Regions from separate parts of the Homo sapiens genome. Here region 2 is linked to region 1. A link is a loop called in an ENCODE intact Hi-C map of the cell type or tissue named here. Cell type or tissue: heart left ventricle. All regions are shown on one strand. Links, peaks and the distances in the headings refer to the core of each region. The heading gives the core; the rest is flanking DNA. Region 1 has its middle 100 kb from the start of TRH-GTG1-6. Region 2 overlaps ZDHHC21 (zDHHC palmitoyltransferase 21).

Evidence for each region. A loop is a pair of places that touch in the nucleus more often than their neighbours do. Peaks named below come from ENCODE experiments on the same cell type or tissue, not always from the same donor. Only the 100,000 strongest peaks of a DNase experiment are listed, where the experiment ranks them.
Region 2: a loop joins it to region 1, with 2.0 times the contacts of the local background. A loop is called at or near these places in 1 of 110 quality-filtered maps.

The regions. Positions count from the first base shown.
Region 1 is chr9:14,526,401-14,543,538 of GRCh38, forward strand. It overlaps a transcript of NFIB not described here. Among named protein-coding and RNA genes, the nearest start is that of TRH-GTG1-6, 100 kb to the left of the region's middle. In heart left ventricle, for the core only: no CTCF peak of the experiment used is centred there; no DNase peak of the experiment used is centred there; H3K4me3 peaks cover 977 bases; H3K27ac peaks cover 1,631 bases.
Region 2 is chr9:14,643,730-14,657,053 of GRCh38, forward strand. The region is part of intron 7 of ZDHHC21 (zDHHC palmitoyltransferase 21); the gene reads right to left. Among named protein-coding and RNA genes, the nearest start is that of ZDHHC21, 43 kb to the right of the region's middle. In heart left ventricle, for the core only: a CTCF peak has its summit at 9,228; no DNase peak of the experiment used is centred there.

The DNA.
Region 1 (17,138 bases), core at 4,401-12,400:
TGGCTCTTTGCTAAGCATTTAAAATGCAATAAAATTTAGAATTCTTAAAAGTTAATAAAACATGTAGCATAGCTACATATATCCCTTAGCAGAACTTCTTGTGAAAAGAACTTTTGCACTGAATATCAATATCCTGACTTTTTTGCACATTGAGACGCAACAGGGGAATGTAATTCTCTTTTCCTGCCCTGCTAAATTTTCCTATTTCTGAGCAGACTTTCTCACCCCCTCAGAACAATATGTATTACAAATCACAGCATAGAAAATAACAATCTCGGGGAATTTTAAAATGCCTAAAAATAGTGATTGACATCATTCAGCCATGTTACAGAAATATGCTGTAGTTTCAATGATGTCGTGAGCATCAGATATCTCTCTTTGTTGACTAGTCTCTAAACTGGAAAATCAACACCAGCTTTCCCATAGATAGAAGAGATAACTCTCCTTGAGAACACGACCCTTTGCTTCCAAAAAAGAACTGGAAAAGAGGATAGGCAGGCACTTGTGTTTCCTTACTCTCTGATTAAATTAATAACCATCTAATCACTGTTTATTAAGATAGGATCTAAGGATACTTTTCTTTATCCAAAGTTTACATGTTACATTATGCAGGCACATACATGAAAATAAATCATGGAAAATGAAATAAAAGTCATTCCCACATAAGAAAGTATCTTGGAAGAAGATTAATGTATTTTACCACATCTTCATATAGTTCACTTGTATTTAAATATGCTAAAATGGTACCACAAATGAAAATGCAACACTAAAGAACATAGGTAAGGAAGACATGAAAGAAAAAAGTATAATTTCTCTGTGACAAAATTTGATATATTAAAAACGAATTACTATTATTTACAGATGTTAAAATTTTCTTTTTACTCAGATATCATCATCGTTGTTGTTGTTTTACTCAGAAACTAGTATTCGATAAACCATTATTCTTTATCTATGTCATTAATTGTACAGGAGATAGCTTAGAAGTAATAGTAAAATTAACATTCACCTATGGGTCTAAGAAAGGATACTGAAAAGATGTACTAATTACCATGACACTGAGTGATAAATCTGCAAAGGTATTATAATAGCTATATAGTTAGCAACATTTTAGAGAAAACAGAAATTATTCAGAAGCTTTCATTAATATGATGTCGATCACCCCCCTCCATAACACTGTGACATGGGTTTGATTCCAGAATGGGGCGATAGGATTGGTCTCCTCTGCACCTTAGAAAGAGCCTGGCATATAGTATGTTCTTTACAGGTATTTGTCAACTGAAACATAAATTTTATAGTTTCAAATTCTACAAATAGATCCAATATTTAGACATAATATCTTTAGACAACTAGTTGTTATGGTTATTATATGTATGGTATGGTATCTATTAGTTTCTACCACATTTCTACATTTCCATATTCAATTACATTTCTAGAAATTAAATACAATTTGAAATTAAATAAATATTGAATTTTGATTTTCAGATATATCTTTGCATGGCTGGTAGATTACCATAGGAGTCTAGCTGCGGTTATTAGGTTAGGCAGAAGTTTTCTAATATATATATTTAGCATATTTATCAGACTCTTTAGAAATTCTTTAGTTTTTAGTAAAAGAAAATGAAATACAGACCGTAACATATACTAGTTTCAGCATTTATCAGAGGATCTATTAATTTTAGGATTTTCAGTTTAAAATAGTCAATTATATATCTTTCACTTCAACTTCTCAAAGGCTTCAGAGAAATGTTTGCTGTGAAAACAATCTTTTCAATGTGGCCTACATATACTGATATTATTGCCAAGTTGTTTAATTAAAATTAACATTGAGAACAAAATTTGATTATTAAAACAGCCTAGCAAACAATTGATGGATTTAACACTTTTATTAACATTGTCTTAAACAAAATAAGATTATGTGAGGGTACTTGGTTCACTGTTTTAACACACTAACTTCTCAAAAAGTAAAAATGATTTTCTTTCAAGACAAATAAAAAGCACATTACAACTGAGCAGACTGATTGGTGTTCAACAAAGAATAACCTTGGATAACAGAGGATCTAGCCTAGTGTTTGTGCTTATATGCCCATTCACTGTGGTTACTATTTACAAGACTACGAGAATTTCAAGTTGCATAGACTGGCAAATTAATTTTCAAATTAATTTTACAGATTAATATTCAAATAATTACCCTTCATGATTAAAGTAAACTTACAAATGTTCTGGCCTGGTTCTGATGGGATCAAATGATTAGATTTATGAAAGTTGGAGAAAAAAATAATGTCTGGTGCATACCTGCTACTCTGAAGTTCCAAATAGCTGACAAAGAAGTTCTACTAAGTCTCACAGAGAGCTTTAAATGTGAAGTACAAAATAGAATGGAAAGTCCAAAAATTGTTTTTGGTAGTTTTATTTATGAGTGCTTTAAAAGGAAACATATAGCATCATCAATAACCATTAATGAAATAGTGCTGTTTAGGAGATATGTCTTTAATACATTCCAAGTGGTATTTTTAAATAATGTGAAAGGTCATCAACAGAACTCTAAATATAGCCAAGCAACGGTAATTTAAACTGCTTACGCGATTTTTCTCCTTGAAAGAAGTCACATACAAAATCATCTAAAGAAGTAAAATATATAAGGATGCGTCATTTTAAAAACTGAATGTAGGTAGATGATATTTAACACACACACAGGAGTTTACTCTTCGTGTACTTGTTTATTTTTAGCTGTCTCAATAAAATGTTTTTCCTCCCTCTGTTTTACTAAAACATGCCTGTCTAGGAAGGAAAACAGATGTAGAATTGGACAACTACGTCTTGTTTGGGCTTTTTCCCTGTCAAGTAGAATTTATGATCATTGTCACACAATAAGAGAATCTAACTGAAACAGACAATAAGTCAGGAAGCAATTGCCTGGGTACTTTAACACTGCAGCTTTGGAATTCAGGATCTGGTTACTAAAATTTTATTTGATTAAGCCAAAGAAGGACACAATATCCTTTCTTACACAAAGAGCCCAGAGTTATTATAAAAATAAAAGAATCAGTGTCACGGTGAGAGAAGAATCACAATAAACGAGTTTGTAAGAACCTTAAAACACATTTAAAAAATCTTCCTTACATCCACAACAGGGGAACCATGTAAAAGTAACCGCCATGTATTCTGTCTCTCTTCTAAATTCTCTCTCTTCCAATGTATTACTAAAGATAAGCAATCATTTAGTTTGATTAATTAGGTTTTCCACAAAGCATCTGTCATTCCAAGTTTTCAATGACACATTAAATAATAATCCCTTAAACACTTTGGTGCCAAAATAACAAAGTTTATTAAAACAGAATGGTCCCAATAAGAAACTTACGTACTCTTCATGTAACCTAATGAAGATTAAATACCAAAATAAATTACGCAATAATTTTTAGCCTAATATTTTACCTCTGAACTTGTCCCTGTACACACTCGGCATCTTCTCAGCAATAAAAGACCACAATTTCTAAAAACGAACAATCAGCTTATGCAAATCTTTAGTAATAATATTCACAGCCTACTTCTCTTGAGAAGCTGCAATCTGACTGTACAGAAGTAGAATGGTGAAATTTAATGTCAAAATATTAATAGTGATTGGCTTACTATACCCATCTTAATCCCAGTTTTTCAGTAAAATTGTAGAGAGTAAACCTTTTTACTTTTCCCCAACAGAAAATGTTTCATTTAGTAAGAATATTGATTTTAAAACTCACTTCTTAGAACAACGTAAAATGACAGTTAAGAGGCAGGGTAACTATTAAAACATCACTTCCAAGCCTTGGTATTGTCACAGAAAGCAAATCTTTTACACAAACATTTCACAGCATTTTTCCCCAAGCATCTGCCAGTTGATTTCACCATGTACACGCACAGTACTAAAGTATAGTAAGAGATACAACCATAAATAACAGTTTGCCACTTTAGAGTTTATATCACTTGTAAAATCTATTTCATCAGGAATAAAATAGGGGTGAGGGGAAAGAGAGAGGGAGAGAGAGAGAGAGAGAGGTTTCTGTCTCTCCTTGAGGAACTGGCCTTTCTTTCTGAGAGTACTCAAAACAGCAACAAGTAGCAGCGGCAGAAAAGTTCTCCTGCAGGTTTACACATCTCACATTAACGAGAAAGGGTGCAGAGAAGGACTCAGCTTCCAGGGAAGCTTCCCTGAACGTTGAGCTTTCACGAGACGCCTAGGATCAACAGCATAACATCCACCTTTCAGGAAATTCAAACACATTCATAAGAAACCCTCTTGCCTGGCAATGCCAGAAGCCAGGACTAATCAGACCAGGCTTCCTTCTGTCCGGGCACAGTGGATGAGCTGACCACCAGGGCTGGCCATACCCCTCCCCACCTAGAATAAAGTGCCCATTGTCTTCCACTGTACTAATTGTGAGAAAAACGGCCCTTGTAGTAAGCACAATAATTATCGAAGCAAACGAGTAAAAGCAATCAAGACAGAAAAGGAAAGGGGCAAAAAGAAGAAAAAAAAAGAAGAAAAAGAAAATGAGAAAAGAAAGTAAATGTTCAGATGAATGAACCCAATGACGAATTTAATAGTCATATGAAATGCTTGCCTGTGGAAAGGGTTCCCCATTCTTGTCACGACTATTGCATACAAGAGACCATTGTCCACACAACAGAAATCAGTATGTTGAAATTTATCATGTAGCACTTTTTGGATGTGAAAGGTTTTCTTTCCCCAAACTACTACCTCTCATCCCAGCACTCTGATTACAGAAAGTTACAACTTCTCTCTTCCCAATATTATGTTAAAAGTTGAGTCACAGGATTCACCAATATCCCTCCCTGAATTTCTATGCTCCTTTCCTTCTTCCCCACATTTGCAGCTGGACAAATATAAGAGGGGAAAAACAGCAACAACAAACCCACACACATTTGCCTGAGCAAAGAAAAATAATGAACTGAATATGCATATCCTCATTAACTAAATTTAATTACGCTGAGTGGCATAGTAATCAGTGGTTGCTCCAGTTACAGTATTCATTGAAAGGGAGGTGGATTCCAAATTAAGGCAAAGCGTGGGGGACAGTCGCATACTGATGAGGGAGCCGCACACAACATGATACAATACACTATCTAAATCATTATTCAGAGGAGCTGCAGAAAGAAGTACATTACTCTGTTTTAAGACCAATGCAAGAACAATTAGCCAAGAAGGCTCCAATCCCCTACTGACTGCCCCACCTCCATCTATTTCACAGCAGCCGGCCTGGGACCGACTGTACCATTTGCATTTTTCTTTAAAAAAAAAAAAAAAGGGAACAAAAACTCATGCTGCCTTTTTAAAAAGAAGGCCTATGCCCCCGGCCACAATAGCAGGGAAATCCTATCTAGCACACTGGTGTGCAGAGGCACCCCAGGGTCCCAAAACTTGAGCTTGAACTTTCCACAGGCAGCGAACTTTATAACACGTGCATGGAACAATAGAGGAGGAGCTCGAAAGGAAGAAGGGAGGGAAGTTTTGGGGGTGGGTGAAAAAAATGTTATTACGCCAAACTTACCATCCACCAGGTCCTGGCTGACATGTCATAACATAGCTGCCATTTTATGGAGCTGTCCGACGTTTTCCCAGCCATTATGCTGTCAGCAACCTTCATCAGATGCAGCTCAATGGAAGATAAGACACCTAATCAAGAAAACATCAGCGGTGGCTTGCTGGACTACATGTAGGCCAATCCTTATCACACTGCATCATGGGAGAAAGCTCCTTTATTAGCAGGAGGAACTGCAACCTCACAGATAGAAAGACAAGGATCAGTTCTTTTGCCTTTTTTTTTTTTTTTTTTTGGTCTGAAGGGATTGGTGAAAGTAGCTAGCGTTCTTTGTGTATCATGTGTACAAGAGTTAAGTATCTTGCAAGTGGGCGGCTAACTGCTTTGCTGGGCGATGCAGACTAAAGTTTATTTGCATTCTTCTCTGTTGTATATTGTTTGACATGGTCCATGGTCCTTGCTGAGCAGATGAAGGGAGGGGAGGGGGGTGGGAGGGAATGAGGAGAGAGGGAGCTGTAATTGCTCAGAATTCATATCTCCCCAACAAAGACATAACAGTTTCATTGACACAGTCGGAACATGGTTCAGATGTCACTGCACACACGGGCGTGCGGGTGTGTGTGAGAACACTCACACGCGCACACACACACAGTGGAACACACAGGTAGCAGCTGCAGCTGGATTCAGCTGAGGTTGCCAAAGGCTACAAACTCCATTCTCATGCTGGACATATGGAAGCAGTTTAACTCTTTGAAATCACTGTTAAAGAAGAGTCCTGCAGTCTGGAAGGATAAATCAGCCTTGAGAACAGTTTCTCAACCAGGAGGCAATGGGCCTGGTGCTTCCTTCCTTCTGAAGATGGCCTAGAAACATTATTTCCTTCATCTAGAGAAGAGCTGGTCAAAAATGAGGAGGGAGGAGTAGGGTGTGCCCAGAATCTATCTGACTCTGGACATGCTCCCTCACTTAGTCATTCTGTCATACTCTCGGGAAAAAAATTCTTTATCCCCTAAGCACTGATCATTTCTGTTTCTTCCTGGACTTTGAACTAGTCCTTCCAATAAGCACACACACAAGTCAGGAACTAACATTTACTAATAAAACAACTTGCTCTGAACAGCCTTTTTTTTTTCTTCTGAAGAGTAAAAACCTGAATACTGCAGGGAGAATCTTAAAGAATCCTGCCACTATAATAAGAAATCCAGACGAGGACAAGTATATTTATTCCTGCTTTTTTCTTTTGCTAAAATACAAAAAGGCAAACACATCTCTACAAATGGTGCTGTTGATTATTGGAGCCCCTATTGTACACCACGAAATCCAGGCAACCTTTTTTCATTGACACGTAGTCATTCTGCCTTCCGTATGCCCTGCTAATATTTTCTGAATGACTTTCAGGCTTAGAATTTACATTTTCCGCAGACAATTTAAAAGGACAAACTCTTATTTGATTCAGTCAAAATGAAGGGAAAAAATTGCTTTATTACCGGAGTTTTCTCTGTGTGTGAGGCAGAAGAGGCAACTTGTTTCAGCCTGTGAACTTCAAAGAAGAAAAGCAACCGCTGCCGAAGGGCTCTGTCCTTTGGGTATTTTTATATTCACCTGGGGAAACATGTCAGCCACAGTCTCAGACAGGACAGGCGCTTAAGGTAGCCTGACTCTGGGCTGGCGGCAAAAGAACCTGCCCTTCACCGACCAGCTTATCCCCTCATGGCTGGCGATTCTTCTGTTTCTCCCTCCTCCGGTTTTTTTTTTTTCTTTTCTTTTTTTAATTCCCAGGCAGGAGGGGGTTTGAGGGGACTGAAATGCCCCACCCAGGTCTCTGCCTTTGAAGTACCCCATGCTCTGGGTTCCTCCTTTTTTCTCTCTCTCCCTACTCCATTCTTCACCTTATTTGTATTTTTTTCCCCCTGAGCAATGATTGGGTAGCGAGCCTGTTAATGTTGATCGTATTTTCCTGTTTTAATTTTCTCAGATGGCAGCAATGATGCTGAATGCCTACTATGTGCCAAGCATCACAGTAAACACTGGGGCTGTGAAGGGCAATGAGATACAGTCTGTGTCTCATCAATCTCACAACTACGTTCACCCAATGTCGTCACAGGCAGGAGGAAGTCCAGTTGCTGTGACAGCAGCCAGGGAAAGAGATGGGGCCAGAGACCTCCTCGGGCTGCTCAAGGCCAGCAACTCCCCAGGCACTTCCAGAGCTGCCTTTGGGGCAGCTCTCTGGCCTGGCGGCGAGGGCAGCGTGGCTACACACTTCCTCCTCTCCCTGCAATCAGCGCCTGCCTCAGCCTGGCTCCCTCAGGTGCTCTAGGTGGAAGGAGGATTCCCACCTGCCATTCCCTCCAGCACCGCCTTCCAAGAGCTCTCAGGAAGCAGAGGTCAACTTTGGGGTGCTGGCCTGAAAGCGCCCGCCCACCAAGGCTTTACAGATCCCCTGGGCATCCTCTCATCATCGAGGCACTCTGTGCAGCCCATACACACGCGGACCTGCTGGGAGGCTCGTTATCACTGTCACTGTGGGGACCCCTCCTTTTGATGAGTTGATTACACAAGCAGGAAATGCCGAAAGATGATAAGGGAAGCAGGGGAAGGAGCGGCCAGGAGAGAGAGGCTGCAGCATTTATGGAGAAAACTGGGATCCGCAAGGAACAAAGAGACGGGGACAGAAATGACAAACCTGTGCCCTTCCCCTTCTGTGAGGCTGGGGAACGCCAGAGGACAGCTGACCGGGGGTCACCGGCAGAGCTAAACAGGAAACAAATCCCGAACTGGGGCTAGCATTCCCAAAAGGCATGTCCAGGGGCTGAGCACTCCTCCGTCGGGGGCCTGCGGGGCGTCTTTCACTGAGAGTGAAACTTATAAGCATGCCGGTGTAGCCCATAACCTGGGGAGATCAGGCCAACGGGGCTCTCAGGTGGACGCCAGTTGTGACTGGCTTCATTGACTGAACTCATCTCACCTGATACCGTTCTAAAGGCTAACTGGATGTTTAAAAACACGAAGTAACTTCAAAAGCACTACTGAGGGCTTCATGTACACTTTGGGGGGTGATTACATCTTGCCTTGCTTAAATCCCTAAAATACCCCAAATCTCAGCTCTTCCTCTCCAATTCCTTTTTCCACAGCGTCTGCGCCTGCCTACAGTTCCACTTCCCCCACTTCTGCAGCCTCCCCTCCTACCCTTTAGCCATGGCTGCCTCTAACAGCCTTTTCCAACTTGCACACCTCACTAGCTAGAACAAATGTTTGGGAAAAGCCAGGTCTGTAGCCCAAAGCAATCACCAACTGTTGCTCAGGCATGCCCTGGCAGTGCTTTAATTTCCGTCACCACTGGCAAATAAACTAGTGATCTGCCTAGAGCTGAGCCTGAGGACAGTAACCTTCGCAGAGAGGCTACAATGCGTCTCTCACTGCCTTCAACTATTCACAGTCACCGCCTCTTCAACAAGCAAGATGGACTGTGGCCAACGGGCACTGTCCGAGAAGCCAGGGTCCAAATCACAGCGTTGTTCCCTACTAGTTGTGTGACCTCTGGGCAGGACTCTTAACTTCTGTGCCCATAAATAGCCCCAAATCGCATTGCTAATAACTAAGAGAGAATGAGAGAGAAAGCAGACAGGGGGAAAGAAGTCTCACTTCACCACGTAGAGGAGAAGGGGAGATATAAATATAATCAGAGAGGAAAACAGATATAGAGACCGAGAGAGAAAAATAGAGAGGAAAAGCAGAGTGAGGAAGTGAAAATGAAGCCATTCAGATGTCCTCACAGTCTGCTCTCTTTGCCTCTGCCCAGGGCTCTAGCTGGCTTCTCATCCATCCCCTGCACCTCCCCAGGCTCTGGGGCTGGCTTAACTCCCTTCCAGCTCCGTGGATAGGAGTGATCAGTGCTCAGGGATCTTGACCCATGGAGCCAACAGGTTTAGAGGCGATTTGGGGAATCATTTTATTAAGCTATTTTGTGATTTATTTTATTTTTAGCTTTTTAGCTCTGTCAATTCCAGTCTAATCCTGTACTGAGTCTAGGAGCCCTGTGCTCACAAACATAGTAATAGGTCATAGTACAGCACATAGAGAAACGAGCTCCCGTTTGGGAACTAGTCCTGAGTTCTGGTCTGCCACTTGCTAGCTGGGGGAGCATGCACAGGTTACTTAAACTTTGTAAACTTCAGATTCTTTACCTATAAAAGGGGGCTGAGAATAGTATCCCTCACAGGGTCGTCGTGAGGATGAAATAAGGTCATGCATGAATGTGTTTGGAGCCTTGATGGTGGCGATGGTTTCATGGGTGTATACTTACTCCCAAACTCATCAAGATGTATACATTAAACATGGATAGCTATTTATATAGCAATCATATCTTCATAAAGTACTTTGAAAATTACGCAAAGCTCCATTCCTAGCTGTAGCTAATGATTAGAATCAGTATAAATTTTAGCACTGGTATTACCTCCTCCAACTCCATTTTTAAAGTGAGAGAACTGAGATTTACCAGAACTCACACAGATAATCAGCAGAAGAGTTAAAATTAAGCCTTTGCTCCTTTGCCACTTCATATAGTGCTGCTTCTTTCTCCATACCATCAGGAAGAAAGATGAGATTAAGACTTGGGTTGAGGGTGGGGGTGTTTTCTTTTTAATGCGCTAGAGACCACAGGGAGGATGAACTGAGTTAGCAAAGCTGAGAACAGAGCAGTCTGGTGCGAAAGCTTAGGAAAAACAGATGAAGACTTTCTTTCCCTAAGCCACAGGCGCCATGAAGGCAGGGACAAGAAGGGCTGAGTTTGCTCATCATTCACGCCCAGAGGCTGGCGCACAAACACTCGAACATCTGTCGAGTGAATGAATGACCTCAGACCGTAGGGGTGGCCATAAAGAGTCATTAGAGTACAGAAGAGCGGGCCTTGGGTGTGCAGGCTGATGGAGAGAGGAGTCTGCAATGACTTCTGGGTTTCAGGCTCAGAGGTCCTGGTGGAGCCAAAATGCAAAGTGTGGGAGAAGGCAACTCCAGCTAACAGTAACAAGTGAATATTGCCCATTAAGAGCCTGTTTGGAGTAGTCAGACATGTTATCCAATCATTTCCCTGGACCTGGCAGAAACAGAGCGTCAGTCAGGGGAATTTAGGTGAGCCTTCGACTGGGCCCATGGTCAGCATGAGGGTAGCAGAGAACGTGTAGCAAGCCAGGTGATGAGACAGAGACATCTTCAATCCCTCTCATTCTCCTCCGAGGGAAGAAGTCGAGCTTTCCATTCTTTCTGAGGTTCAGGGAGGGACCTGTGGCCATTCTAACAGCTATTTCTCCTCAGCCTCTAGCACTGTTGTCATACTCTGCAATCTCCCTCCAGCCAGTGTCCTGAGGGGTCTGGATTTTGCAGAGAAGAGATGGATCCAACATTAAGACTACAAGGGCCTCATCTCTAGTACCTGAGCCCATCAAAATAGCCAGTAGCAATCCCCAGGGCCCCACCTTCACTTTCTGCCCTTGGTGATGCTGTCTGGAGGAGGCCTGGAGCGAGTCGGCCTCTCTTTTAAAAATAAGTCAGCACTGAGCAGATCCCATGCCACGGACAGTGCTTACCCACTAGGGAGGACTGGCTTCCCACCCACCTGCATGGTGGGTTCCGGTAGTCCTTCCCACTGCCTCCCTCGAGATCTCATTGCAACTGATCTCTATCATCCCTAAGGACTCCCGGAGGAAGGCCCTGAGTCTCATTCAGCATGCTGGATAAAAGGCCATTTTTGAGACAAGTAGCAGAATTTTTACCTTCCTAAACAAGAAGATTAAGCACTTAAGGGAATGGAAACAACTGATTATTAAAGTGGGAGACATACCGGTGATGATAAGATCCACCTCCAGCTTCTCCTGGAGAAGGTGTTTGTTTACAGACAAGGATAATTTGATTAAAACCACGAACAGAGTCTGAGAGTCTGAGCTTCCCTTAGAAAAGGTATTTTTTTTTTTTTCTTTTGAGAAGTCAGTCTGGAATTGCAGTGTGCTCATTCTTATACTAACTTTTCTTTCCAAAAAAATGCCATGTTTCCTAAAAATAAGGGTTTGAAACATTTTCTCTCTTATTATGTTGCTGTTTACAAGAATATACGGCAGCTATGGCTACCGACACAGAAATATTTTTTACTTTGATTCTGGGTAAGGAAAAGAAGTTTGCTGGACAGCATGATCCTGTTTTTGATAAATAACACAACCATATCCATATACTCATTTGTGCATAGGAAAAATATTAGAAAAATGTTGACTCAATTACTGAGGAGGAACATGCGCTTTTGTATACATTTGTACTCTTTGAAATTCCATAATGTTCATGTATCGCATTTGTAAATAAAAACAAAAAGTAAGATGAAAGGTGCGTGGCACCTCCCTGTACCTTTTTTTTTTCTTTGCAACTTCCTTTGAATCTACAAATGATTTCAAAATACAAAGTTGAAAAAAAAAAAGTAAATCAATACACTTTTCCATCTCAATGTTTGAATATCTGAACACTAAAGCCGGTGATAGGCAGACTCTAGAGGACTGCCTAGTGCTACAAGCAGTCCCAGTCCATGAGATCTGAGCAGTATTCTCCCTTCATGCTTTCAGAAGGCAGAGAATAAGATAAAAAATGAAAGCACTAGTGAAGGCGGAGTAATAATATACTGCCATGTTGCCCCTTTCTAACAAGGCAAATCTTGCCAAGCGATAGGCGGGTTTCACAAATAAGCCTCCTAAAGCCACTCAGGGAGGCTGGTGCAAGTTCAACACATGAGTAACACAGATAAACATGAAACCCCCAAGCCTTGATGGAAAGCAGTGATAGGTGGCCTGGAATGCCCTCCAGTGTGAAAGTTCTTATGAACAAACAAAGGCCGCTGCAGATTTCTTAATGACTGACAAAGTCTCTTACTGCTGGGCTCCTTAAGGGCAGGGTTATCTCTTTAAAGCTGCCATTAAGAGGCAAATCTCCCCATATGCCCACCCCCCCACCCTCCCAACCCCACCTCTTTCACTCCCCTTCTCAACGCCTTTGCCACACACACATGTTGTAAGACAAGTAAATTCTGGTGCCAATGAACTCAGGAAAACGAGAAGGAAAAAAAGAAGGCCCCCATAGGCAGTGTGGGGTGTGTGTGCATAGATTTGGAATTAGAGGAGAGAGGGAGGAATGGATAGCAGAGTTTTATGGTTTCACCTGCTTTTGTCAAAGTGGCAGCGGAACTGATTACAATAAAAATTTTCATTCATCAGGCAGTCTTCATTCTTTCAGCAAATATTTATTGCTTACCTGCCATGTGCCAGATAGTTTACTAGGTACTGGTGAGCAAAAATATACATGCTCCTTGCTCTGGAGGAACTTACAGCTCGGGGGACGGGGAGGAATGACATTAATCACACATTCACGTTGAGTATATACAAAATTACACCTATGATGGATGCTTTAAAGAAGTGCTATGAAAATGCGTAACTGGGAAGGCAGTTGATTTGTAAGAGTTAGGGAAATTGGGCCGGGCGCGGTGGCTCACGCCTGTAATCCCAGCACTTTGGGAGGCCGAGGTGGGTGGATCATGAGGTCAGGAGATCGAGACCATCCTGGTTAACACGGTGAAACCCCATCTCTACTAAAAATACAAAAAATTAGCCAGACATGGTGGCAGGCGCCTGTAGTCCCAGCTACTCGGGAGGCTGAGGCAGGAGAATGGCATGTAGATTTTTTAGGATTTTCTTTGTACACAAGTATGTCATCTGTGGAGAAAGAGAATTAGACTTCCTCCTTTCCAAGCTGTGTGCTTTTTACTTCTTTTTCTTTCACTATTTCAATGGCCACAATCTCCATCTACAATGTTGAATAACAGTGGTGAGAAAATACATTCTTGTTCATTTCCAATCTTAGGTGGAAAGCCTTCAATATTTCATCAAGGTTAATGTTAGCTATAGGTTTTTATAGTGGTCTTGATTAAAGAAATTCTGTCTATTCTTATTTTGCTTAGAGTTTTCTTTTTGAAAAAGTCATAAATGTAAATCTAATGTTTATCCTGCATCTACTGAGATGATCATAGACTTCTTCTCTTTTAATCTCTTAAGGTTGTGGATTACTAATTAATTTTGCAATGTTGAACGACTCTTGCATTCTTGAATCCTGCTTGGTTGAGCGTTTATTATTCTTTCTATAAATTGCTGGATTTGATTTGCTAAATATCCGGCAATTTGATTTGTCAAGGATTTTTGTGTCTATATTCATATTGAGTATTTGTCTGTAATTTTCTTTTCTTGGAATAGTCTTGTTTGGTTTTGCTATCAATGTAATGCTGGCCTCAATAAATAAGCTAGGAAGTCTTCTCTCCCTCTCTATTTTCTGACACAGGTTGTGTGGGAGCATTATTATTTCTTTAAATATTTGATAGAATTTACCAGTGAAGCCATATGAGTCTGGAGTTTTCTTTCTGGAAAAGTTTTAAATTATGAATTCAAAGTCTCTAGCAGCTATAGGCTATTCAGATTCTATTTCTTATCAGGTCAGTTTTGGTAAAATGTATTCCAAAAAGTTATCCATTTTATCTGCCAAATTAACTGACATAAAATTGTTTATAATATCTTCTTATTGTGTCAGTGTCAATGGGTTCTGTCATGATAACCCTTCTTTCATTCATTCCTAAAAGTGGTAATTCTTTTTCTCTTTTTTTCTTGATCAGTCTCGCTAAGGTTTTGTCAATTTTATTAATCTTTTAAAAGCTCCCACTTTTGACTTTGTTGGTTTTCCCTATTGCTTTTCTGTTTTATTTTTCATTTATTTTACATCTTATTTTTTAGAATTTCCTTTTTTAAAATTAACAGTTGATTGAATCTGCTCTTTGTTCTGTAATTACTTAAGATTGACCACAGATCACTGATTTCATCTACTTATTTTGTTCTAATATAGGCACACACTCTCTTCCAAGCCAGCCTCCTCTCTTTTCACACAAAACTGACTATTCTTTATCCATTGCTCTACTTGTGGCCGCCTTTGGTTATATAGAAATCGAATCCTTTCTCACAAAATTGTCTTTTCAATATCTGAAGTTGGCTATTATAATATCTCCCAATTTTCTGTTTTTCAGGCTAACCATGCCATGTGATCTTGGGGGAAAAACTAGGAGCAAGTCAAATATTCTTTTATATCTGAACTCAGGTATTCTTTTAAATTTTAAATCTTAATTTTGCAAAAATGTGAGCAAAACAAGAAGTTTCTTATAGAACAGCCATTCTGTGACTGAAAGCATCAATTCTGCATTCCAACAGACAGGTCATTCTGCAATATTTTAAAATGCCACAAATTGCAAGCTCAGAATGCCGTGAAGCTCAGGAAACTGACATGGTAGAGCAGAGCACGACAGTCTACAGTTGTGCTGCCCAATATGGTAGCTACTAACCACAAATGTGATTGGAGTCAGGCAGACTTTGGGTTCAGCTCCAATTCTACCACTTGAAAACATTATTTAACCTCTTAAAGTCTGTTTTTTTTTTTTGTTTTTTTTTGTAAAGTGAAAGTAGTAGAATTCACCCCATATAACCCATTCTTGTAATGAGTCCATGTGATTATGTGTGTTTAATAAAAGTAAATACATATACCTAATCAGAAGATGAGAGATTAAGTGAGAGGGCTAATAAGAAACATAAATTTGGGGCAGACCTTTAAAAACCTTTGCATTTTGTAACTGAAGCACCAACCAAAGCAATGATCACCAGTAGGTGGGGAGAGACTTTGCTGCCCTGCAAGGCCGCCAACATGGCCACAGACTCTCACTTCACATATTAAAAATGTACAGAAATAACGGGGTAGAAATGCTGAAAATTAGAGCAAGGCTGACAAGAGATAAAGCAATGCAATTAGAAGTGAAGTTGTGAGTCAGTAGGGCCACCCATGAAGGTGGGCATGGAGGCAATGCAAGTCGCCATCAGCCAGAAGCCACACAGGCCTGGCCTGCCAGCACAGAGGTCAGTTCCTATTTTGAATCTGTAAAAATACAATTGACAGGGACTCCTGATGCCCGTGCAGCAGCCAAGCTAAGGGTTTCTCTTTTTCCCAATGAATATTTTCATTCTACTGTTATTATTTGAGGTCCCTTCAGATAAATCATGTATGAGCCAACACTATGTCTTCCTTATACCAACATCATTTCTCTTTGACCAACTGTTCATGAACTAATTCACATTTACACACAATAGCAGGCCTGAACACTGAGGAAAAAGAACTGGGCTTAGAATCAAAAGAACCTAAATTCAAGCCCCGGCTTTGCCATTCACTAACTTTGACAACAGCACATTATCATTCAGCCTCTGTACACTGCAGGGTCCTCGCCTGCACCTGCTCCTGCTGTGTGGTGCTGGCGGGAGGTCTGGATGAAGACGCTGTGGAGGGCTGCACAAATGGAAGGGATTTCCCAGGAGGATGGCATTTGAACAAGGTTTCTGACAGGCTGTGCTTCAGCTTTCAAAGTCCCAGTAAGCTGTAGGAAGCACAGGTGTCCTCCTTCACTCCCATCTCCCTGCATCACCAAGGTACTCAGCCTCAAACGCCACCACCGCTGCCCTGTTCTTGCTGCCTTCTAGGGATCTCTGTAGCCTTGGAAAAGTACAAGGGATGCTTATCAAAGAACTCCACAGATGTCTGGGCCAACAGAGAGCCATTTTGTTTTTGACTTATGCACTTTACCATAAATTCTGCAAATGAAACAACACTTGAAAAACAAAACCCCAAAACCTCCTCTCCTGCCTCATCACTGTCCCTTCAGGCCGAATCCATTCATAAGTCCCATCTGGACCTCCTGCCTCTAAACAGAACCCCTGCCCTATTCATGGTGAAAGTCAGTGTTTCAGAATGGACCCACTTCCTCTCCCCTTCTCATTCCAACACAAGGAGATGGTGGAAAAGAAAGATGACTCAATGCTACTTTAAGTGCTTTGGAGACAGCAGGCCAATTTTACACTGGGTTTTTAGTGTCCGTGGCTGGAGATAAAGGGCTCTTTCTCTGATCCTGCTGCCCTTCTGCCTCCCACCCTTCTTTCTCCTCCATCTCCTCCTCTGCTTTCCCCACTTTGCCCATCTCAGACCATATTCACAGAGAAAGAATAGTAACCCCTTGCCCTACCAGACAAATGTCATTTCCACAAGTACAAAGGCAACGTGGCCATTCATTTGTTGTTTTGCAGAGTGGCACACACTAGACAAAGTCTAAAAGATGCTCAGAGAAGGCTGGCTTTTCAGAGGGCTCAGCTTCCCAGGTGTCATTGTGTAACTGGAGAAATGTGGACAGAGAGTTTGAAAGCCATGCTCCTTCTCACACAGCTGCGTGCACTGCGATAACAGACTTCTCCCCCATAGGCTTCCATCCGTTTCGTCTCTAATGTGGGGGCGGTGAGCAATATAATAATAATAATAATAACTATCATTTAATAAGATTTCACTATGTGCCAGGGATTGCACTAAACTTTCACATGTATTGCCCCACTAGTATTATCTATTACCTTTCTACTGATAAGGAAAACAAAGTTGAGTGTAGATGAGAAAATCTGCCCAGGCTCATGGAATAAGTTCTGTAGAAGTGTGATTTGCATCCAGACCTGCTCC
Region 2 (13,324 bases), core at 4,942-12,941, 120 kb after region 1:
CTGAATTTACTTTTTGTATATGAATATTCAACTGTTCCGGAATGACTTATCTAAAAAGCTGTCATTTCTTCAGTGACCTGAGATCAAGTATCCATACATGCATGGGCTCTCTACTCTTGTTCCCTTGGTTTGTTTATCCCTGCAACGGTGACAAATGTCTTAGTTATTACGGCTTTGTAATAAGTCTCAATACCTGGTAGGCCATGTCATCCCATCTTACTCTTTTGCAAGAACGTCTTGATTATTCCAGATAATTTGTATTTGCATAAAAATTTTAAAGTTACATTTTCAAGTTACAACACATACTCATGCATACATTCACGTATAATATATTCTCTCCATTACCTTTCGTTAAGTTTCTTCTAAAGGACTTGCACTTTGTCAGATTTAATTCAGCAATTTCCTGTTTTTTGATTCTATTATAAATGGCATTTGCTATTAATTTCATTGTCTAAAGGTTTGTTTGTGAGCATATAAAAATAGATTTTTAAAAATATTGTTTCATAGTCACATTTTTTATACTTTCTTAAAAACCCAAAAGAATCTATAGATAAATCATTTATACAGTTACATCATCTATGTGTAATGACAGTTTTATTTCCTTCAGCAGTTGTACCTTTTCTTTCTTTCTCTTGTCTTACTGCACTGGCTAGAATTTCTAGTAGTATATTTAAGAATAATAATGGTGATAGTGGGGGCATCAATGCCTTGTCTCCAACCTGGAGGGAAGAAGTCAACATTTCATCTTAGCATGCTATAGTTGGTTGATTTTGTGTGTTTTTTTTTTAAGGGGGTCGGGAAGAAAGACCATTTATCTGATTATGAAAGTTCTCCTAAGTTCTAGTTTACTAAGAGTGTGTAACCTGAATGAATCCTGAATTTTATCTTTGTCTTCATACACTGAGATGCTCTATTTGAATTTTTTTTCTAATCTGTTAATGTGATAAAATATACTGACTTATTTTCTAGTGCAAAAACCACCTTTCATTCCTAGGATAAACTCAATTTGATCAGGTTGCTTATATATAACCACATTACATACTATATACAACTGGTGGGAGTTTATATATATACACACATACATATGTATACACACACACACACACACATATATATATATATTTACTTTGCTTTAGTCTGTAGAAATTGCTAAGCTGTTTCTTTATTTCATAGGAAAAAACAAACACAAAGAATACCATGAGGCTCATATAAACAGAGCAAGGTAGGAAAGTCGGTTCTACTGCATGTATTCTCGACAGGGCAAGTTTTGCTCCCAAGTGGGAGAAAACTGGTTCTTAGAGGGAGAAAAAAAGTCTTAGCTATCACTATGGTTTGTGGCTCTACACAATCTTATCTGACAAAATCTTTTTTCTTAGTATTTAACTTCACAGGGGTGGTGAGAGGAGAAAATTTCCATAGGAGGAAAATGGGAATTTAAAAAAAGGTTAAAAACTACTGTTCTACTAGATAACATTTCTTATAAAACCACAGTTGTAATGACAGTGTGGTATTGTCTCTCCACAAGGAGAGACAAATAGATCAACAGACTAGAAAAGAAACAGAAACAGACACACACACATATGAATCATGATTAGGAGAAAGATGGCACTACAGAGTGGAGGGGAAAGAATTATCTTTTCAATAAATGGTGCTAAATCAATTGACTATTCATCTATGAAAAAACTGAAACCCTGACTTCTATCTCATGAGAATCACAAAATTCAATTCCAGGTAGAAATGGGAAAGACAGAAAAATATAGTACCTAGATGATAATAAAGGAGAATTACATTGGTTTTAGAAAGGATAAAAAATATTTTATAAACTGAACCCAAAAAACACTACTCAAAAATGAAACGGTTGATAAGGTGGAGTACATTAAAATTTAAAACCTCTGTTTACCAAAAAATGCCATTAAGAGAGTGAAAAGATAAACCAAAGAGTGGAAGATGTTTACAACACATTCCAAAAAAAGGACTAATCTAAAACGCCCTACAATTACCAAGAAAAAGTCAAATGGGAAAAATACTTAAATAGGCACACTTTGCCAAATAGGCCAGTCATATAATCAGTAAATATATGAAAAGAGGTTCAGTATCATTAGTCATCAGAGAAATGTAAATTAAAACACAATGAAGTACTGCTCATACATACCAAATGGCTAATGTTAAGAAGATTTAAGTATTAGTAAGGATATGAGGCCATCAGAATTCATATACTCTACTGGTAGGAGTTTAAATGGGTGCAACTATTTTGGAAAACTGTTTAACACTATCTAAAGGAACATACCACTTAACCTTCGAACACCAGCACTTCTCGCTATACATCTAAGTGAAACACATGCACATGGACAGCAGGAGGAATAAACAAGGCTGCTCACAATAGCATTATTTATAACCTCCAAAAACTAGAAACAAAGTAAATGTCCATCAACAGAACGAATAAATGGCTTTATATTAAATGAAATATTATGAGGATTCACAACAATGAAAATAAACTGTATCTAAAGTAACAAAAAGGATAAATCTTCCAAATGTTGCCCAAAAGAAACACCAGGATGATTCACTTAACTGTTTTTATTTTTATGCACTCCTTCATATGTGTATCACATTTTACAATATAAAAGGTACAAAAAGTTGTAACAGTGAAATACAGAATATAAAAATACTTTTATTAATTTTAGAAAACCAAACTCTTAAAATACATATAAAACATAAAAGTTAGTTATAAATGGCCTATAAAAAACAGAGACAAAAATTTGTCAAATAAGACACAGAAAAGGATGTGAGAGACAGGAAAAAAGGAGAGGAAGAGTCAGACCACCTCTCTGATCTCATCTACCACTTTCTTCCTGGCTCACCTACAACTACACTGACCTCCTTGCTATTTCTCAGACATAGCTAGCGAACTTTCAAATCAGGACTGCTGCATTTGTTCTTCCCAGAAAACTCCCCAGACAACCACAAGCATACTCCCCTCACTTTCTTCAGGTTTCTACTTAAATATCGCCTTATCAGAGACCTTTTCCTTGACCAAATTACAGAAAATCCCAGTATTCCCTATTTCCTTGCTGTATTTTATTTTTTTCATAGTATTTATCTCCATCTGATATATATCTATTTATTTGTTGTTTTGTCTCTCTTAGCAGTATGCAAGTTTCTTGAAGATGGGGACTTTTGCCTGTCTTGTTCAATCATGAGTGCCTGGAATGTAGAATCAGCTCCAGCTCAACAAATATTTATTAAATGAATGAATGAAAACAAAGAAAATTGGACAAAGAACTGTCTCTTCCCTCAACATGTGAAGAGACAGAGAAAAGTATCTACAAGGACTGTTTCACATGTATAATAGCAGCAATAAACACAGAAAAAGAAACACATAGGCAACATGTACATAAACATACTTATGTCCTCACACATAAACCAGCAGAGGAGGAGAGGGTCACTCTCATGAAATATTAATAATATTCCTATACTCCTATCTCATAATCTTTTAGAACTGTATCATTTAAAAATTTTTAAATGTTACAAAACTAGGCAGTGGGGGGCACCACCTCTTAATGCAAGCTAAATGAAAAGAAGAGTCAGATTTGGCTATTTATGATCTAACAAATAATTAAATACTTGATCTGTGAATTCCTTCAGCTCATATCTTCCTATAAACTTATATCCTAATCTCAATTCAAATTCTAAGACTATATACTATACCTTATCATTTCTAAGAACTGTAACTCATAACATAATTACAATTTCAAGTATGTCACCTTATGAATACCACATGCTTTCTTTTGAGCTAACTCCCTGTTGACTATCAATGCTAACAAATTCTCAACCCCGACGGGAGCTCCAATTCCTTGGCCCAACCACCATGTCATTGGCTTTCCAGAATATATTCAACTCCCTACTTGTTTATATTCCACAGTCCATCATGATAATTTCTCTTTCAATTTACCACCACGTTTCTTGACCCTCTCTCACCACCATTCTACTCGTGTTTCACTGGCTGCAGTCTTAGTCACCTTTCTTATTACCTTTCGTCTTTCCAACTTCAAAAACTGATGAGTGCCTAGTTTGGTCTTCAGAACTCTTTTCTTTTCTATTTCGAATTACTTCTAGGAAATCTCCAGTCAGTTTCCATGTCTTTAAATATCATCTTTATGCTGAAAGCTCCCAAATTTATTTATCTAGCTCAGACCACCCCATTGAAATCCAGATTTTTGTATCTAGCTGCTTAATTAACATCTGTCCCTGGAAGTTAAGCAGGCAGAGTAAACATGTGTAAAACCCAAATCTTTAACTTCTTCCCAGAAACTATTCTTCCGTCAGGCTCCCCCTCTCGGTAACTGGTATCTCCATTCTTCCAGTTGTTTGGGCGGTGAAGCCCTGGAAATATCCTTGACGTTTCGCATTCTATCTCACAGCCCACATTCAAATTATCACCAAATTCTGTTAGCTCTTCAAACTATAATAGACCACTTGTAAACGCTTCTACCACTACTAATAATCATTTCATATTTGGACGGTATTTTAGCAGCCTAGTAGCTGGTCTTCTTGCTATTATCCTTGTCCTTTATTTTTCATAGCAATCAGGTTTTTTTTACTAAAATGTAAATGAGATTGTGTAATGGCTCAAAACCCTCCAACAGCTTACAAAGTCCCAACCACTAACCATCTTAATAAAGTCTCCAGTCCAATCACAGCCCTTACTACTCTCAACTCATCATCTCCTATTGCTCTGTCCCTAACTCACTCCACTCAAGATACACTGGTCTCCCTACTGTTCCTTGAGAATGTCAACAACAGTGACTTGCTTGAGTTCCAGGTCTCTGTTCAAGCGTCACTAGAGAAAGGTCTTCCTTGACTATATCCACCCCTGTACCCTGCTTTATTATACGTCATAATACTCATATTGTTTACCATATATTTGTTTATTGCCTGTCTTCTCTAATTGGAACGTAAGCTCCTTAAACACAGGAACTTTGTTTTAGAGCCTAGACGAAGGGGAAGTGAATAGACACTCAATAATATGTACTGAATGACTTAATAAATGTTCCTCACAATTTATTAAAATAAAAAAACTGTGTTTTACAAATAAAATTTTATATATAAAATGACAATTTTCCTATCAATGAGTTTGAAGCAATTTTTATTTATAAACCACAGCTTATACGTACTTTTCTGTGTTTTTATAAGACTACTCTGAAAAGTAAAAATTTTTTTTTTCTTTGTGATCTTCCTCCTACTGAACAGTTTCTCAACCTCAGCACTACTGACACTCGGCTGGATAATGTTTTGTTACAGGGGACACTCTTGTGCATTGCAGAACATTTAGCAGAATCCCTGGCCTCCACCCACTAGATGCCAGTAGCACTCCCCTAGCTGCGACAACCAAAAACATCTCCAGACATTACCAAATGTTTTCTGTGGGGGAAAGTCAACCTCCTCCCAACTGAGAACCACTGTACCCACTGGTAAAGGATTTTGTTTTTCTCTGTTGTTAAAAGAATAGAAACACCTGGAGACAGTAAAAATCATAAAATTAAAAAATAAAAATAACAGAAACAGCTTAGATCACATCTGAGATATCTAAAGCATACAGATTTGAATTTTCAAAATAACTAAATAACCAACTTCACATGCTGAGGGTAGGTTCATAAGGCAAATACTCTCACATTAAAATAAGCAATCTTAATTTAATCCTAAAATAAAATCCCATGATACCTGTATGGGTATGAGCACTTTTTGGAATGACCCTTAGCTAAAGTTTATTATATTCTAAAACATAAGAAAAGAAGTTACAAGCTTATTCTACATAAAACCCCTCCACTTCCCAACCCAACGCTCAGGTAAAATGTACTTTTCTCAGTCTTATTACATCCTAATGGCAATTAATATCTAAAGTGAAACAAATAATTATTTATACCTCCCTAATGGCTGTCATTGAGTGTTCAGAATTATCTACTAAATTTTGGTAATCATATGTATGCAATTGTCTTACAGAGCGTATTTCACTAGCATCTGACTGTCAGGTTCATGGCTGAGGGTGAAGTATTCCAGAAAAATTATTTTGTCTGCCTGACCATATTTTAGCAGTAAAAATTCTAGAAAAGTTTGGGCAATCCAATAAGAGAACAGGATAACATACTTCCTTACTACATTCACCAATTAATGCAGTGCTACAGTGTTTGGTAAAAGTAAAAGAAGAGTAAGACAATAAAATTGCTGCCAGGTTTTAACCATTTAAATTCACAGTAACTGTAACAGTTTTACAGAGAAATAAAAACTGCTAAATTTTCTATGTTAAATGCTATTAATATTTATAACTGACTATGGAAACATGTTTAATGAGGACATATACTCAGTCAACCTGGTGTTGTAGGACAGGATTAAGATTTATTATAAGGTTTCTGTGTTCCATCTCTCACTAAAAGCGTAGAGATATACTGACAAATGGAATTGGCAATTGTTAGAATAAATAGATTATTCTTATTTCTTTAGAAATATAAACTATATCTGACATTATTCTTTTCAAGCAAAAAAAATAAAAAATGTTACTAAGGAATATCTCTAGTAGCATCTCAGGAAACAGGAACAAAAAAGCCAAATTACTTTTATATTAGCACTAAAAATAATTTTCATCTCATATCAATTTTAATTCCACAATACTCTTGGCTATTCTTGACTCTTGGCTATTCTTTCCAAAAATCTAAAAAGCTAAATGTGTATTTTAGCAATTTTTTTCCATTCTTCAGTGAACAAAATAAATGACCTTCTAGATATTAAGAAAATAAAAGTTATTATTAAGGCTACAATATTTTTTTAAATAGCAGAAGTACTCAGGCGACTTTAAAACAGATTACACAAAAAGATTAAAATAAATTATGAAAAGATTTACAAATATTCAAAGCTACCTGCAGCCAAGTCTTCTGGCTATTTCTTTTTTTTGTTAGCCAAAAGGCTAGGCAAATAATTCTGTAGGAACAGTTCTGACATCAAATCCCTAGCAACACTATTAGATATCAGCCAATTGGAATAATAATAATGTATCTTCCTAGCAGAAGAGTTGGCTAGGCTGCTAAACATTATTTATTTTCCTCTTCTGAATTTTGGCAGCATTTCCTTTATTGAAATTCTCTCTCCTCTCTTCCCCTTCTGTCACCCACTGCTCTCATAGCCTTAAACGCAGTTAGTATGCTTTTCCCCTTCACATAAAAATAAGTATACAACAATTAGAAATTATCAGAATCCACTTCATCTAAAAAGAAGCTAAAGGACATAATTTTAGAATTAAAGTGGTATACCATCAAAGATTAGCTGTATAATCTCTGACAGTAATAGCCACAAATTATTTTTTTAAAAACCTTGTATTTTCTCATGTAGAGAAATAGTAAACTTTGCCTGCAGCTGATTTCCAGCAGGAACATATTTAAAAAAATATTTTTAACCCACTGCGATGCCTTTATAAGATATAACAGACTGCCTCAATGAAAACAGCAAAATATTAATCTACCAATCAGGAGGTTCACTGAGCTTTCTCTGAAGAGCAGATATTATGATGTTTAGTATTTTTAAATATATTTAATATTATTAATCCTACAATAATATTGCTAAAAAATTCCTTGGGGGAAAAATGCAAAAAGTAGTATTGAATGGGAGTTTGAATAGGATTTAGTAATAGCAAGCACATGACTTAGGGACATGGGCCCAAATCACACCTCTGTCAAGTGGCAAGTTTGTGATTGGACAAGGTATTGAACTTCTCTGAATTTCAGTTACCTTACCTGTAAGATGGCAACCATACTATTTATCCCTTCAGAAATATTTCATAGGAGTAGACATTTTCCACTAATCCAAGTAATACACAAATCCAGAATAATATAAAAAGAAAACATGTTACCAATAAAATATTCATGGATAAACATACAATAAATTTAAGAAGGTATACTCTTTAAATACAGTGGTACTTTCCTTCATATTTAATTGAAAACCGTAATTTTCTAGTTTTGGTAAATAACCAGTATCCAATAAAATGAAATAGAGTTTCATAATATACCAAATGACTAGGCATCTGCTTATAAGCATTTAAAGTAACTATGTGAAATAGTCAAATATGGACCTTGGTAAAAAATGAAAGTTCATTTTCTTCAAAATCCATCTATTTTATTCACTTAAATGCCAAATCATTACCCAATCTACAGGTTTTAGAACCTAGACAATGATTTTCATGCCAATAAATATTTAAAGTCAAACATTACTTTCGAGAGGGGTTTTAAGTAAAATTCAACATTATACTGGAATGATAAATGCAAATGATGCAAACTAATTTAATGTCTAACATCTGAAAAACTTCTCCAAACATCTCAAAGTTTATAATCTTTATTGATTTAGTGATTCTAACAAAAAATGTTTAATTTATCTCCATTTATTTAGAAAACAAAACTATTACTCAAGTTTCTGCAATTTTTCTAGACATGCATTTTTTACACTGAGAATTTGGGGATTTTTTAAGTTACTATTTCTGATAAAGATAGTAAATACTAATTCTTTTTAGGTTCACAGGCCTTTTTTTAGTATAAGACTCAGAATATAAATCAATATCTATAGCTTAAAAAATAAATCCTAAATTTGGGCATTGATTCATGATAAACTATAAATTCCTTATCTCCTGCACATCTTAGTCCTTACTTCCTCAACAAAAGATAAATTCAAGTATTTCCTCAAAACTTCACATGGTAAAAACATATAAATCTTTGAACGTTCGTGATAAAAGAATATTTTAAAAGTAAAGATTAAGAAGAAATCTAAAAAGCATTAAGTTACTATAAAAAACAATGGGGCACTTGCAAAGAAATTAAAATAATCCAGCTCAGAAAGAGCTCTCCTGAAAACAGAAGGCGAGGAGAAGAGAGAAATGGAAGAAAATCAGGCTCCCAATCTGTTCATTTCCCAGAATTTGTGAACAACCTGCTTTCTCTCAACTGTCTTTACCATGAGCATAACATACAACGTACCAGTTTTCTACTGAATACAGGTTAAGTGCCATTACATCAATGGTCAAAGTGCAACTCATTTTTTTTGTTGTTGTTGTTTAATGAATAAACACTTTCGCCTTAAAAAACAAGAAAAGAAAAACAAGAAAGTTAACACTTTCTCTTCTGACCCAGGCAATTCCATTCAGCTTTGGAATTTAAAGATGGGCTAGAAAAGATACTATGCTGCCACCTATCTACGTGAAAGGGTAGAAAGAAAATGCAGACTACAGCTTTTGCTTCAGTCTGGCTGACAGAAGAACACAGGGTCAAAGTCCACCACATGCTTTAACTGCATCATTACTCCCACAAAAAATATGTATAATAATCATTAATGCAATATCCAAAGATAGTTAGGGACCTTCGGGGATCTTATTCCATATCCTGAATAATAGAAAGGATAATAAGATGAAGTTCCTGATACTGTCTTTATTCACACATAGTTTTATACACATAATCAACAGCTGGATACAGATTTTTGCTTGTTTTAGAGAAAAATGAAAGAAACACAGGAAAAGACTTGCAAAAAACACTGATGAGGCAGTATTTTTTGAAGAATATTCCACCATAAAACATTATTTTTTTAAATGTCAATGGTAATAATGGTGACTTTGGTTCTGAAATTATTGGTAATTTTTTTCTACCTTTATGAAAAACACAGTAAATGTAATTTACAAAAGAACTGCTGAAGTAAGAACATTATTTTATTATTTAGCTTTAGAGAAGTTTGTTATACTGCTGGAATTTTACTAAAGATTTGCCCTTAAAACCAATTATTCCAGTTACAGCCTCAAGGGTTTTGTTGTTTTTTTTGCCCAGCAATGACCTCCTTCATCTCCCCATTTGGTTAATCTCTATCTCACCTATGAAGTCCACCATGAGTCTCATTCCCTACTCTACAGCACTTCTCAGACCTTATGGCCACAGAAGTTTTGCACTGCACAACTCCACAGGATACTGTTTACATAGACTATGATGTGAGTGTTGCCTCCTGGAGTTATGCAATTAGGCAGCAATGATTAAAATCACCTGGGAAGAAATTTTTTAAACAAAATGCTATTGCCATTGACACCTATGAGGAAACAGTTCGTATGAGACCAACACTCACACCAAAAACACTATTAAAAGCCAGATAAAATCCAATTAATTAATAAATACACAGCTGTTTAAAGATACTGGCAAGTAGCCAAACTCCCCAGAACTTAAGAGGCCAAAATCTCAGAGAAAGTAGACAGGCGTTAAGGTGAGCCATATATTCTGCACTGCTTTTTATCTGAAAGTACCTGTCAATTCACATTCAGTACTGAATGAAAAGTCAAGTAGAACCGGAGACTCAGAACATCCTGCAAAATCTCCAAGGCCAGGAAAACAGTAACTGTAGGGCACAATCCACAATAAACACCTCAGTTTTTCAGCTGAGACCCCGAAGGACTAGACTATTGGAATAAAGGCAAATTGAAACTAGTCTTTCACAAAGACAAATCCAGCAATCAAGATTCCTTACAAAATACCAATAAATGCAATAAATAGCATCTTTCCAAAAACTGCTATATTAAGACCAATGTTCTGTTATTTAGCATTAGAAATTCTTGTTATACAAACCCCTGATTGGATAAAAATGAGGCTTCTCTTATATCCTATCAAAAAAAAAGAGTAAATCAAATCTGAGGAAAGAACACAATCACACTTTCTACAATTTGTCATGCAAAATGCTCAGTATTCTAACTTAGACATGTCAGAAGACAGGGCCAAATATCTGGAAATTGAGAAGAAAAAAAGAGTCAACAGAAACGGACCCACAAGGGGATCTCAAAGTTAAAGTTATCAAACACAGACATTAAAAACTGTGATTAACACGTTTAAAAAAATAGATGACAAAATAGATGATTTCACCACAGAAATTATCAATGAAAGAAAGTATCAAATGGAAATTCTAAAAGTGAAAAATATAATAACTGAATTAAGAACTCATTAGAAGGATTTAAGGGTAGGTTAGACATGGCAGAAGAGGTGATTAGTAAACCAGAGGATAAATTAATAGGAAATATCCAGAATGAAGCACAGAGGGGGAATAAAAAAGGAAAGTTAAGAAATAAATTCAGAACATATGCAGCACAATGAGACTTCACGTACATGTAAGTAGAATCCCAGAACTGCAGGAGAAAAAATTGAGCAGAGGTAATATTTGAAGTGACAAAGGCCAAGAAATTTCCACAACTTAAGAATGACATCAGGCCACAGATTCAAAGTTACATAAACTCTCCAACAGAAAAAAGTGCAAAGAAAACAATACCAAAGCACATCATAGAATCACAGAATAATTGCTAAAATACAAAGACCAAAAGAAATCATAAAAACAGCTAAAGAAAAACATATTTCATTGGAGTAACAGTAAGACCAACAACTGACTTTACAACAGAAATGATGGAAACCATAAGACAATGGAATAACATCTTTTAAAAACTGAACGAAAGTAACCACCAATCTACAATTCTGTGCCAAACAATAAATCCTTCAAAAATGAAGGAGAAATAAAAGCATCTTCAGGGAACCAACACTGAGAGAATTTGTTCCAAGAGACTTGCACTAAAAGCAGAAAAAATAAGCCTAGAGGAGGCTCAGGTATAAAGAGTACTAGAAAAAGCACCAATATGTAGATAACTCAAAACAAATACTGACTATAGGTAACATATAACTTGTATAACAATATAACACATAATGTATATGTAACAACAATAATGTCTTGTTATCATGTGATTTTTTTCTACATCTACCTTCTACCCCAAAATATGAAAAATGATGATGACAGAGGGTGTTCCAAGACCACTGCTTTCATTAGGTGCACAATGGTAAAGTACTAACTTATATTATACTTCAAAAAAATCAGAATAATGTTTTCACTTTTGGGGAAACTATAAAAAGAGTAAAAGAAAAAGCCATTAGAAATAGAAAATTGGAATTTTTTTTAAATTAGAAATTCCAAAACAGGAAAGAAAAGGAGAAAAATGGGAACACAGAACAGATGAAGTCAAATAATAAATAGGAAAATGACAAAATACCAGTTATACTAAGTAAATATTTACTAAATGTTTCATATTAAAAGATAATTTTTTAATGAAATATCTGCTGTCTGTAAGGCACATTATGAGACACAGTAATCAAGATAGGTTGAAAGTATTAAAGACAGAAAAAGATATACCATGAAAACACTAACTAAAAGACAACTGATATAGTTAAACTAATAACAGAAAAAAAATTTGAAGGCAAGAATCATTACTAAGAATAAAGAGGCATATTTTATAATGATACAAGAATCAATCCACCAAAAAGGTATAACGAAATTTGGATGTGTCTATAATGTAGCTTCAAACTCTCAACTTCTAAATCAATGAAATGACTGGAATTCATTTCAATGTATATTGACTAACTACTGAACATTCATTTGCTTCAGATCATTGGAATATTTAGAGCTACATAGATTATAAAATACTTTCTTCAAGTTTAGTTATAATTCTGGTCCTAGAATTTAGCTTTACTCTATTAAACTTAAGTAGGTTAGAACAGTGCTAATAAACATTCAATTTTATGTATTTAAATTTGTCTGTCTTTTCTTACAATGGGAAATACTGTGGTAAAGCTCTTCTCTCCATATACCTAACTTGATAATATGTATGAATTACTTCATTCATTGAGATAACATATAAACAAAACTAAAACATTGAGATAATATATCATAAACAAAACTAAAAATTACTCGATTCCTCAATAGGAAGCAAAATGGTCCTGGAAATTTCATAACATAATCTGAGTTTTCATTTCATTACTGCTAATATGGTGGTAATTATAAAAGTACACCGCTTGATACAACAAGGAAACCATAAGACTTAGGCTAAGAGAACGATTTCTGCTCAGCACTACTAGACACAAGTAACTGTCAGATCCCTAGAATTATTTATAATGTACTGCTTCATTCCTAAAGTAGCTTTCTAACAACCAACATAATGATTTGATTTTCATTTGCTAAAATGCTACTAACATATTATTATGATTTTTATTTAAAAAAATCACCTGCTTGCATCTACAATTGATGGCTCTAAGGAAAATCTGGTTTGACTTTTTAAAACCCACTTTTTATACTCACTTTTTATATACTTTCTTCTTCCTGATATTTTTAATCTCTTAATAAACATTTACTATGCTGCTGATCTTTTTCCAACATTCATTATGCATGTAAATATACACATATATGTCGTATATTCAAATATAACCCATAATCCATTTCTCCATTTTAAAAAAAG